Linked DNA regions of Homo sapiens: region 1 is linked to region 2. Evidence: chromatin contacts called from ENCODE Hi-C or POLR2A ChIA-PET data. All regions are on one chromosome and are shown on one strand. Each heading gives the region's core, a stretch centred on a gene start or an enhancer-like site at or near the end of the contact. The rest is flanking DNA. Distances are from core to core; before and after follow the strand shown. Region 1 overlaps TSC22D2 (TSC22 domain family member 2). Region 2 has its middle 16 kb from the start of LINC01213.

What was found. Hi-C counts contacts between places; a loop is a spot of excess contacts on that map. ChIA-PET counts read pairs that join two places held with the same protein, here RNA polymerase II (POLR2A). Pooled maps may share reads with other maps.
Region 1: a map of lower leg skin shows a loop between it and region 2 (3-fold over the local background). The contact joins two enhancer-like sites. A Hi-C loop is called at or near these places in 33 of 168 maps with a recorded cell type or tissue (A673, Caco-2, GM12878 and 20 more), 9 of 37 single-sample maps with no recorded cell type and 17 of 50 pooled maps. POLR2A ChIA-PET finds 5 or more read pairs at or near these places in 6 of 52 experiments (AG04449, BJ, IMR-90 and 3 more).

Annotation. Positions count from the first base shown.
Region 1 is chr3:150,415,079-150,421,456 of GRCh38, reverse strand. All of the region lies in intron 1 of TSC22D2 (TSC22 domain family member 2), which reads right to left. Among named protein-coding and RNA genes, the nearest start is that of TSC22D2, 10 kb to the right of the region's middle. Within about 2 kb of position 1,852, at least 2 of the 41 ENCODE cell types and tissues checked have a DNase peak (open chromatin) inside an H3K27ac peak, as active enhancers do.
Region 2 is chr3:150,219,760-150,225,647 of GRCh38, reverse strand. No RefSeq gene overlaps it. Among named protein-coding and RNA genes, the nearest start is that of LINC01213, 16 kb to the left of the region's middle. Within about 2 kb of position 4,252, at least 2 of the 41 ENCODE cell types and tissues checked have a DNase peak (open chromatin) inside an H3K27ac peak, as active enhancers do.

The DNA.
Region 1 (6,378 bases), core at 603-3,102, 200 kb before region 2:
CCTCTTAAGATGTATTTGTCAGGCCACTTTTTTCGCTGTACTTAGAAGTCAGTCTGCCAAATCAAATGAAAACTAACTGAACCAATTGAACATTCAATCTGGTTTTTTTTTTGGTTGTTGTTTTTGTTTTATAAAAAAACAGGCTTGCCCAGGAACATATGGGAACTAGTTTGCTATCCTCAAAGGTCTGTTTGGAGACCTCCAGTTTAAATGGAGTGACTCAAAGAGGAAGGTAGTATATACAAAAGAATAAGAAAGAGTATCTTGGAAGTTATTCTGCAAGTCTACAATTCAAAATTCATTAAAGAGTACTCACAATATATTTATAAGGATGATATTCTTTAAAAGAACTTTATTATTTATTTATTTTTTGGAGACAGAGTTTCACTCTTGTCGCTCAGGCTGGAGTGCAATGGCACAATCGCGGCTCACTGCAACCTCTGCCTCCTGGGTTCAAATGATCCTCCCGCCTCAGCCTCCCGAGTAGCGGGGATTACAGGCTCCCACCACCACGCGCAGCTAATTTTTGGTATTTTTAGTAGAGATGGGGTTTCACCACGTTGGCCAGGCTGGCCTCAAACTCCTGACCTCAGGTGATCTGCCCGCCTCGGCCTCCCAAAGTGCTGGGATTACAGGCATGAGCCACCACACCTGGCATCTTTAAAAGACCTTTAGATCCTCTGACTTTGGAAATACAAATATTTAATTTGAATCAAATTCATATTCCAGGTAAATTGGTTCCAAATGAAGTCATATGACTTGTTATAAAATTCCAGCAGTTTTACAGAATAGTGCAATATCTCTTAAGTCAAATGTAAAGGTGAAAAACGAACATATTTGTAGTTAGTAGTAAATACTGGGATGTGGAAAGAACCTGTGAAATAAAATACTGTATAAATGGACCTAAAGTTTTCAGCACATATTAGAATACACTTAATTTGCAAAAGCTAACAATTAACAATCACTCTTTCTACATACATTCAAAGTGAAGAAGCCACAGTACATGGTTTTCTATAGTACACAGTTACACAATCTATGTACTACATAAAACTTTAAACAGTCTAGATTTTAAGGGTAAAAATTTAGATAGTCTTATAAGCTATGAAATTTTGTTTCTGGGATACTATAACTGGGATGTTATCCATAAACTGAGGGGTTTGTAGCAAACAGCAACAATAATTAGTCTCCAAACACTGACTAACAGATTAAAGGAGTCAAGTCTGTGAAATCACTGATCAAGGAAGTAGAAGGGAAAAGAGCCATCTGTAAAGATTGAAAGGCTTGATCATCAGAGAGACTTCTATTTTGGAATGGCATAAAATTGAGGAGATTAAGAGCCCAAGGAAAAGGCTGTTAATGGGATCATTTCAAGGTTACAGTCCATGAAACCTGAAAGCATGAAGAGGCAACTGAAATTAAAAATTTTATTAGAAGGAAATACTGACTTTTTATGCAGCTGTGGTCACAAATTCTCTTCCACTCAAGAAATAAAATTTGAAACCAGCTTTTTAACAGTTTATTTGATATTAATATAAACTACCATTCTAAATATAGAGCCAACGAAGCAATTCTAGGAAGACTGAGATGTGGTTTACACTGTACTTCAGCCACCTAAACAAAAATGCTGTTTTCCTATTTGTAAATATTCTTTAACATCACTGAACAAAATACATTCTTTTCTCTCTGACTTTATATACTCAATAGTCCATCACATTAATTTCCAAGTATGTGAAAATACTACATCAGAAAATGACTCAAAGCATGTGGCATGTCTACCTGTTTTTGCAAGACACTATCTTTGTAGGGTAACTAAGTACAACAGGGAGAAAAAAACAAACATTCCATACCTCAAAACTAAGCTACAAAAATTGTCAAAGCTTAAAGCATAAGGTACTTGAGCACTCAACAAACACCTCTTTCTCTTAATCTATGCCAAAATTCGACTTCAGAGATCTCTAAATAGAAACCAGGGACATACAATATGAAGAACATCAACAAGCACCATCTCCAGTATTATTATCTGGGGAATTTAAATGATTAAAAAAATCCTTTAGGTAAAGGGTTACAATACAACAAATCAGTGGCTATGGTAGTTCTTCCTTCTTCCTAACTTATTGTGTGCCAAGTAATAAAACAAACTTCTAACTCTGGGAATATTCAAAAGCACTGGCTTTAGGTTAAAGGTCTGAATATGAGTCTAGGCTTTGTCACCCAATACCTAGGTGACTCAAATTTTAAGAGTCTCAGTTTCCTTAATCCATAAGAAAGGGGGAAGGGAAGAAACCACTTTCTTACAAATTGTTGGAAAGATCAAATGAAAGTCTATATACATAGGACCTGACACAAGTAAGCTTGCTTTGTGTTTAATATAAGGTTAGTTTCCAAATTATGCTACCTATAAATCAAATTTTGGTAGAGTATCTCAACATGTACCAAATGTTCTGACATTATCAAGGTAATATTGAGGGAAACAGAATACTTAAACTTAGAGCCAGGGGTACCAAAATATTTAGCACATTTCATTAGGTAAGAATTCTGATTTTTGGGACTCAGCGCTCTGAAGGTATTCCCTTAACACAGCTTTATCATAAGATTATAATTTAAAATGCAATAATCACTAAAAGGATACTGAAATCGTTTCAAGATATATATTATTTTAACAATAAAAGCTTCCAGAAATACCTTTAACAGCAACTTACTATAAAAATCGAAATTTCTTACCATGACATTTAAAGTCCTTCACTCTGGTTCTTGTCAAATTAACAATACCATTTTCCAAATGATAGATTCTCACTCTTTCACATCATTATACAAACTGCCTTTTACCTCTGCTTGGAAAACTATCCCCTTCTCTTCTTAGTGACTTAATCTGAATGACCATTTTAAGATTTAGTTCAAGAGTTAGCCTCAAAAGAATGTACAAGTAATAATGGGTTACTTCTAAGGACAAACAGGGTGGCTGGAGGACAGAGGTAGCAGAGAGGCTTTCGATTTTACTCTTTTATATATTTTGAGTTTTGAACTATATAAATACCTATGCAGAGAATAATTTTTAAATAGAAGTCAGTCTACTACCCTCCCAATCCCAATCTGATCTGATGTCTCAAATTGTTCCCATTAGCACCTTATATTACTCCATCACCACCTCCAATGTATGTCAAAGTATACATCTGATCATCATTTTCATGATGATGAAAATGCCTGAGATCTAGGAGGGCAGCATAGTCTCATATTTGTATTCCAGTGCTCACTACTCACAGAGCATCATGAAAGCTGAATGACTGATAAGCTGTTTTAAATGTTTTCTTGGGCAATCAACCTACTTAATGAGTATTTACAAACTTCATTTATTGCCACACAATAGTCAAGTGGCAGGAAAGGGGTAAAAAGAAGAAAGTTTAAGTTTGCAGTTCTCTCATGAAGCACACTTGAATGTATGGTCTCATATACATAAGGCTAGAAGGAATCTTAAAATTTGACAAAGTCTCAAAAAAGAAAAACAGACAAGTGAAATGACTTGACCAAAGAAACCAGCTAAATGATAGAAGAGCCAGGACTGGAACACAATTCCCTATACTTCTTACAACATCATGACTCGTCTAGACTAAAACATCATCTCCTTTTTTCTGACTACATCCATACCATACAATTACGCTTTCATATTAAAATGGAAGATTCTTGGTATGATTTATAACATGTAAAGGGGTGATCTGGGAGAGCAGTTTGGACACTGAAATATTAACATTTCTGTGATACACGTTTGCCACATATATTATGTTACAGACTGTTCAAATTACTTGCACACATCATTTAATTCCTTAAAACTCTCCCAGGTAGGTACAATCCCCATTTTTCATAAGAGGAAACAAGGCATCTACACCAACTAGCTCAAAGTCAAATGTAGCAGTTAGATTTTAGCCCGGGTATGTCTGACTCTACTGTCTCTGTAATGGTCATTCACATATGTTAACACATAATTAAACACGCTATTGGTTTTATTTGATCAAAACAGCTCCTCCCTCCTTTGTTTTGTCTTCAAAGACTAGGTAGACGGTATGCCAAGCAAAGATTTGTTTTGCTTTAACATATAAAACCACTTGATAAAAACTAAATACTAACTCTACTTTAGAAACTAGAGGCTTTACACTTACCTTTGGGAATCCTTTATTCAGATTAAATTATATACTTGTGTAATAAGATGAACAGCCTAAAACTAACATTTAAAACTATGCCATCATTATTTACAATAATTGACACATTAATCACAAACTCCATCTTCTACAAAGCAATATTCTTTAGACAAATTTTAGGAAAGGCTTATGGGAAAAGAAGCTTTAAGTAATTTAACATTTAGACTTTACTTATTTGTCCTGCCTACCCTAATAATAGGTATATGTCCCAGGCAAACACTAATAAAATTAACTCAGTTACCTGCAGAACTTTCACTAACATCACAAATAAATGTACTACTTAAAAGGATGGAAGCACTTTTTCTTTTTAAACAAAAATTAGCTTGGGTACAAAGGAATCAAACTAAATACTAAATACTAATTATTTAAGTCTGATTTGAGGCTTTAAATTTGAGATAAGCAATCCAGATGAAATTTAATTCACCTGATTTAAGAGCAGAAATCATGCAATACTTTCATACAGGAAACAATCCATCAATATACCTTTAATATTATTAAACCAAATCTGAAGAGTATACCTCAAAGTATACTTCCTAAAGTCATGGAATAATGTATAGGAATGGTGCAAACTGGCTACTGTTCCTACCTTTTTATGAGGGACACCCAGTTTTTGCCCTAAGCAATGCCAGATTAAGAATATAACAAATATCGAGTAATTTGATATGTTCAAGAATTGCTGTGGGAAAGACATTATACCAATGATTCAGGTATACATATTCTCTGTGGACTCAATACAATACCATCGAAAACAGTAGCCTCAAATCACAAGCCCACTGGTTTAGTATAAAGAAAAACCATACACTTAAATAATTTATTCTAATTTAGGAGTTTTGCTACACATACTCCTTAAATATGATTAATATTTCTTACCAAAAATCTGCTTTTCCAATTTAAGGAATTACTTACGGAATATCATTCAGGCTATGTTTAACCAGACAGACCTGCTTTTGTAAGGCCTCTCCTTCCTCATACTTTAAGTATTTAACGAGTAATGCAATTAAGAAATAAACAGAATCTTCAGAAAAGGAAATACACACTGGACTAAAACAATTCTTCAAAGAAAGAATTAGAACACCATTCCTCAGTATTCACAAGTGTTCCTATTTCTTTTGAGACTATATTTCATGCCACTCCACTGTACTTTCTTCCATTTTGATTATCTGCTATCATTCTACACTTCCCCTTCCCCAACTCCTGCCATTTTAGGAAAGGAAGGTCAGATTCCTTTTATACTTTCCTAACTACCATTCCTTTATTAGGAAACAGATTTATTTGGGTTTCTCTACTACTTGATTGGTGGGGCTGCTATTTGTTCATAACTGCTTCTGATCTTTTCTGGTGCAGAGAAAGATAGACTCCCATTCCTAATTAGGAAGTACCAGATTCATAGATCCAGTACCATATTTCACTATTTCCAAATTAGTGCTATCAGAATTATTTTTTTTCTTTTTACAGACAGGTCCTTGCTGTGTGGCCCAGGCTTCAGTGCAATATTATAATATAGCTCACTGTAGCCTCCAGCTCCTGGGCTCAAGCAATCCTCCTCCTACAGCCTCCCCAAGTAGCTAAGACTATAGGTGTTGGCCTCCAGACCTGGCTAATTTTTAAATGTTTTGTAGAGACAAAGCCTCGCTATGTTGCCCAGGCTGGTCTCCAACTCCTGGCATCAAGCAATCCTCTGACCTTGGTCTCTCAAAGTGCCAGGATTACAAGGCATGAGCTACCGCTCCTGGCCCAGGATTCTTAAATAACAAATGAATTGGCATTATATTTATTCTCAGGAAGTAGAGGACATATATACCCCTACCACCAGTCCTATATAAAATGACTTCTCATAAAGGTGATTTAGTTCAGGGGTTGTGATCTCCTAAAAAGAAAAAACAAGTGTTACTAAAATAGTCAGCTGGAAATCTGTATTATTCACACACATATAAGCCATCATGTTTTCTAAAAAAATTTACCAATGTTTGGCCTATATGATTTAGTGCACATAAAATTTTATACAGTATGTGTCACTGTGAATATAAAAGGCCACACTCCTACAGATATAGCTCATGGTTTAGGAATTTCGGGTAGTTTGGAAAATCGTAAGCCTTTTTGGAAATCTGTCATTTCTTTTATTTCAAGCCACGTTTATGAATAAAGTATGTTTTAGTAATCCATGTGGTATCCATCAGTAATCCCTGAT
Region 2 (5,888 bases), core at 3,003-5,502:
AAAAATAGAGGCTCTTTGGGGATCTATGGATAGTTCTGGAGCAGGGGCTTCTCATCTTTTAAGTGCATATGAATTTCCTGGGATCTTGTTAAAATGCAGGTTCTGATTCATACCCTGGGATGAGCCCGAGATTCTGCATTTCTGACCAACTCCCAAGTGAGTTCTGCTGGTCGTTTAACAGATCCATCCTCTTTCTACACTCGGGACTAAAGGCGCTTTTTCCTACTTCAGGTGCAATGACTTCATGTTGGGGACTTGAAATTGGCCAGTGCTATATGTGAAAATCAGGGCTTTTTTCTCCCCCTACTTTTTTTTTTTTCCTCTTTCTTTTTGGAGAGCTGGTTTACCAGCATACTTTTGGAGTGGGAGAATGACCACTGTGTGGTCCATGGACCCACGAGGCCCATTTTGAGACTGATGTGGGCCGTTTATCACAAGGTTCTGTATGTTCCACTCTAACAGGGGGCCATGGTGGTGCTTGGGTCAACTGTCATTCGTGTCCACTCAGATCCTATGTCTAATAGTCCTTGAAAGATCTAGGGGTTCTCCTTTCTCCGGTGTAGAATTACTCAGGTAAATGGCTAAAGGAGTCTCTGGGGAGGATTGGGGGAAGAGCTACCACAGATATTTGGTGTGGTTTGTTGCAGCATCCTTCCTCAAAGGGACCTGACCTCCCCTTCAATCAATGAGTCCTGGATCTTAGAGCTGACTCACATGCAGAAACTGGGTGAGGGATTGTGATTTTTATTATAGCAGCTGACACCAGCCTTCTGCCCACTTGCTCTTGATCTTTTCAGTGACATAAGTCAAGCCAGGCCCTCACTGGCTGCCCGTGATCTCACCTGCAGACACACCATGGTCTATCAGCCACCCCGAGGGGTCCCCGCAGGTCAAGGCTCAGGGTTGTCTTTCTGCTGTGCTTCTCATTACGACAATTACTTCCACCTTGCCTCTGATGGTTCAGTGCCTCCACCTGGACTTTGGTATTCCAGCGTGGTATCATTCCCATTGACTATGAAGCCCAATTCTAAGGCAGCATCTCCTGCAAAAGAACCACTGCAGAAGTTCTCAGGGACACTGATGCCTCCCTAACTAGTGGACGCCTCATTACTGTAGTAAAGGGAGAATTCTCTTTGCTTTTTACCAGGATATTAATCCTCAGTCACTAAGCTCTTCCTTATCCAGCCTTATTTTCTGTCCCTGCCAACCCTGACTCAACACTGTCAAGATCCATTCCCATTCATGTTCTCCCAGTCCCTGCCAGTATTTATTACCCAGGTCCTGTGGCTTTCCTCCCTTGCAGGGATGCTGCTTCGCTGCCTGAACCTTACTGAGACTTGACCATAATTGATCTACAGCAAAGGGGAGAGGCAGGAGCAGATCTTCAGGACAGCAAACATTGTCTGGGAAGGTACCTGACTCAGGGGAGGTCTTTGTCTAATCATCTCCTCTAGCAATTAAGAGGGGCTAACTTCTGCCAGTCCAGTGGTTCCTGGGAATCTGGGGGTTCATGTTCTCAGGAACATCACCCCAGGCTCCCCATCTTGGGTATCAGGGCCCTATATCTTTCTTATCAGGGACCTCACTTCCCATAGGAGATACACCAGGGCTGTGAATTCAACTTCCTTTGTTACTAGAACACTCTGAAAAAGAGGGCCTGAACCTGTTTTTTTTTCCTGATCTGCCTTCCAGCTGCAGGAGATGAAGGTTTTTAAAATGCTTCCCTGGAAGCCTTCTGGCATCCACACTATGTTCTAAGTTGATGGTTGGCTGATCTGAACCTGTCATTTTCTTCTTTCGCGGTTCCAATTACAGCTAAAGACAACTAACCATCTCTACAGACTTTTGCTACCATATTGCTCAAGTGCCAGAGCTATTGCATAAGCTGATGTGTCTCCTTCCAGAGGACTCCATCTTAGTTCACTGCATATGAGGATCTTACAGAACTCAACCGCAAAATGAGTATGATGAGAATCTTACAGAATCTTTCAAAACTCCACTCAACACCAGCTATGGGGTCTTGTGACCATTGGGCTGATAAATGATCCAATTCCACAATCCCATCCCGAGGGTCTGCTTCCCAGGAGCACTTCTAGCCCCAGCTGTCTGAGACTGGGTTATCATCTCCAATTAGATCACAATGCAAGGATTTGAATGCAAGTAGTTTATTTGCAAGGGGACCCAGGAAGCATTAGTAGAGACAGAGAAGGTAGGAAGCCAATAAACAGCATGTTTTCAGGCAAGTGGGGCACCCGGGCTTAGACCCACTGGGGAACTGGGCAGCCTTCCTCAGAGTCAATCACTGCCCTGAGGGATGAGGAAGTTGGTGTATTTATCCAGCTGCACCTCATCTGTCATTGCTTAAGGGCTGCTCATGGGGGCATTAATTTGCTGGAAGCCCAAAACAGCCCTCAGCAGAGAAAAATTATGTGTTCACGTAAGGAACCATTGGTATTCAGAGGTGAGTGCCAAGGAGATATGGACCTGGCATTGTCAGCCTCCACTATGATCTTGTACCATACAAGATACAAGGATAATCTTGTATCATCCTTAGAGTGAGCTAAGGATCATCTTCCCTGAACCCCCTCCCCCCTCCGAGTGGTAGTAGCTGTGAAAAAAAAAAAAACAACCAGAGCACACCCAGCCCAAATGGGGACAGCGCTTGGAAAATCTCTTAGGGAAAGAGAGACAGGGTAGAGGCCGTGCGATCTTGGTGCTGGAGCTGTTAGGCAAGCGCAATGTTCAGGAAGCAGGGTTTCAGCTGGAGAGCTAGGAGACTCTCCTGCCCAGGAGGAGTGGCCTATGGAGGGCTTAATCCGCAAACTACCTTCTGTGGATTAACACTGTGCTCTCCAGGTAACAACGCCTTATCCCAGTTAAGAAGACTCCTCACCGAGTGACTCTTTGGGTGAGAACTGCAGTCACATGCTGTAAGAGAGTCATTTTGAGGTATGTTTTTTTTTGGTAGGATCCCTCAAATTATATTGAAAATACAGCATCAGTTTGCATTTGCATGTGATTTTCAGAGCACTTTCACATGTATCAGACTAGCTGACCCTCCTAACAGCCCAGTGAAGACAGATGAGGGTGAGTATTTTTGTCTTCATTTTACAGATGAGAAAATTGGACTCAGGAAGGTGAAGTGTCCTGCTCAAAGGTCACCATACTGGGTGGCGGTGGAGGAATTCACTCTCAGAGCTTCTGATACTCTGTCATTCAGCGCTGCTTCCTAGGCCAGCATTTCTAAACGCTCTCCTTCCATTCATTATAAAAGGAGCACCTTAGTAGCAGGAGCATATCTGGTTCATTCTGGCATCGCCAGTGCTGGCGTATTCTGGATGCTTCATGTCTGTTTGTTAAGCAAATGAATTTTTAAATCCCCCCAGAGGACTTGGGAAGCCGTGAGGCAGCCGCTATCAACTCTTCTTTCTTGTTTTTCTTCCCAAGTACACTTGCACACAACACACACCAACACAGATGCACACACACACACACTACACACACACACACACTGTCTCACACATTCTCTCTCTCACACACACTCACACACATAGTCACTCTGCCCATCTCTCTGTCACACACACATTCCCCATCTCTTTCTCTCTCTCACACACACGCTCTCCCCATCTCTCTGTGTCTGTCTTACACACACTGTCCCCATCTCTTTCTCACACACACATACACACACACGCACTCTCCCCATCTGTCTCTCACACACACGCACTCTCCCCATCTCTCTCTCTCTCACACACACACACACTCCTATCTCTCTCACACACAATCTCCCATCTCTCTCGGACACACAGGCACTCTCCCCATCTCTCTCTCTCACACACATACACAGACACTCCCATCTCACACACACACACACACACACACACACACACACACACACACTTTCTCCGTCCCTCTCGCCCCCGCTCCCTGGACCCTGAAGGCTGCACTCTTGATGCTTCTTGAAAATCCTCACGCAAGGGAACACCTGAGAAACCTAAGGAACGACAGGGGTCAGAGGAGCCCTAACATGTATGAGGAGACCCGAAATGCTCCCTGGGGCCGGCTTCTGAGTTAGAGGGAGAATCTTTACTGACTGCTGGCAGCGTTGGGATTGTCCCTCTCGCTGTCCCCGGATTTGTTCTCCCCAGGCCGGGGCCCGCTGGAAGAGACTGCCGTTCAGCGGGTGTGCAGTGACCGCAGAGAGCCACAAGAGGGAGCCAGTGCCGCGGGGAGCCGCCGGCCGCCGAGACCCCGGGGCTCAACTGAACCCACAAAAGAAATCTGGGCTGAGAGCCCGAGTGCACAACCAGGAGGCTTCGGGAGCAGGACAGACAGAGAGCATGAGGAAAACCAGAAATATGGAGTAAAACAGAGGGGAGACCAAATTTTAATTAACTTTAATATTAAAAAATAAATGGGTGGAGGACTTTCCTCGTTTACACTGCTCCGATTTGGGGGGGAACAAGCATATGTTTTTTTCATAATTAAGAATGAATAAACATATATTTTAAACAAACTGGAAAAAACAAACAAGGAGCGAGCAAAGAAGTAGGAAAATCTTGACGTTTCCCTGGAGTTCTGGGAAGAGGCAGCGCATTCCCAGCCTTGCCTTTGCGGTGGGGCCCTGCCCCCATTGTTCCTTCTTTACTGTTTCTCCTAAGAATTTTGCAGGCCTGCTGAGGGTTGAGCACACTACCTTTAGCTTGAAATGGAATAGAAGTGAATTAATAGCAGGGAATGTCGATGTTTTGTGATGACTCTTGGCTGACACCATTAAGATACCATTTTTACTCCCTTATGAAGATAATCCCTTAAGTGACTGATGCCATTAATGAACCATAAGCTTCATTGTTAGAACTTCATGAGAAACAATAGTAAAACTGATTTAGTTGCCTCTTGGAAGCCTCTATTGAGAGAACTTGTTTTGTGTATCTGAGGAGGCACAGCTATAAAGCAATGAGAATGTTTTTAATTAAGCATCTTAGTTCTCATAAATCTAATTGACACTTTTCCTACAAACCACGGGGACCAACAGGACTCTTATAAGCAAACCCAAAGCATTTGGCTGAGGAAATTTGCCCCCAGAGTCCATTTAGGAAAAAAAATAATAATAATAATAAATCAATTTATGTCATGCCTCTTCGGGATTCCAAATGTTATTAGCTATATTAAAATGTGTTTTATTCATTTGAATTTAGCTGTGAGTGATGCAAAGCTCTTCTAGAAATTAATCCACCCTCAGAAGATGAAGACTCCCCACCTCCATTGGAGGCTGTGGTGCCAGGAGAAGCAGTGAGGGACAAACGGCAAATGGCCTTGGCGTTAGGGGCTGGAGCTGTCCTTTTGGTGGGAGAAGAGGTTGAACGCCCCAGCTGCCTGTTGGATGCCCTCTTAGCTACCCTGGGCCCAGGCAGCTGATGTGGTTAGAGATGCCTGGGGCAGCCTGGGGAAGTGAAACTTTTATACCTTCCCATTCCTTCCCAACATTTTGCATATCATAATTACATAGAAAAGGCCACTATTTGTGTAAAAAGCTAGAACTGAAAGATATTTGGAGGCATCTGTAGGGGAGTTGGAGAAAATTTTCATTATATTTTCCTATATAATGGTGACTATTGAATTTGTATGAAACTTCCAAAGAAAATCTTCTAACACTTTTAATGAGAAGCTTGAGTTTGCTTCCATGGACATAATTTGTATGTCACCATCACTGACTTTGTATCAGAAGGGGATATGAATTTTAAGACAAGTTTTACAACTGTAAAACTGTAACGATTTGTAACAATTCCTCAAGACCCTTAAATGATAAGTTCTTCAAAGTTTTGATAGTCACCATCACTGACTTTGTATCGGAAGGGGATACGAATTTTAAGACCAGTTTTACAACCATT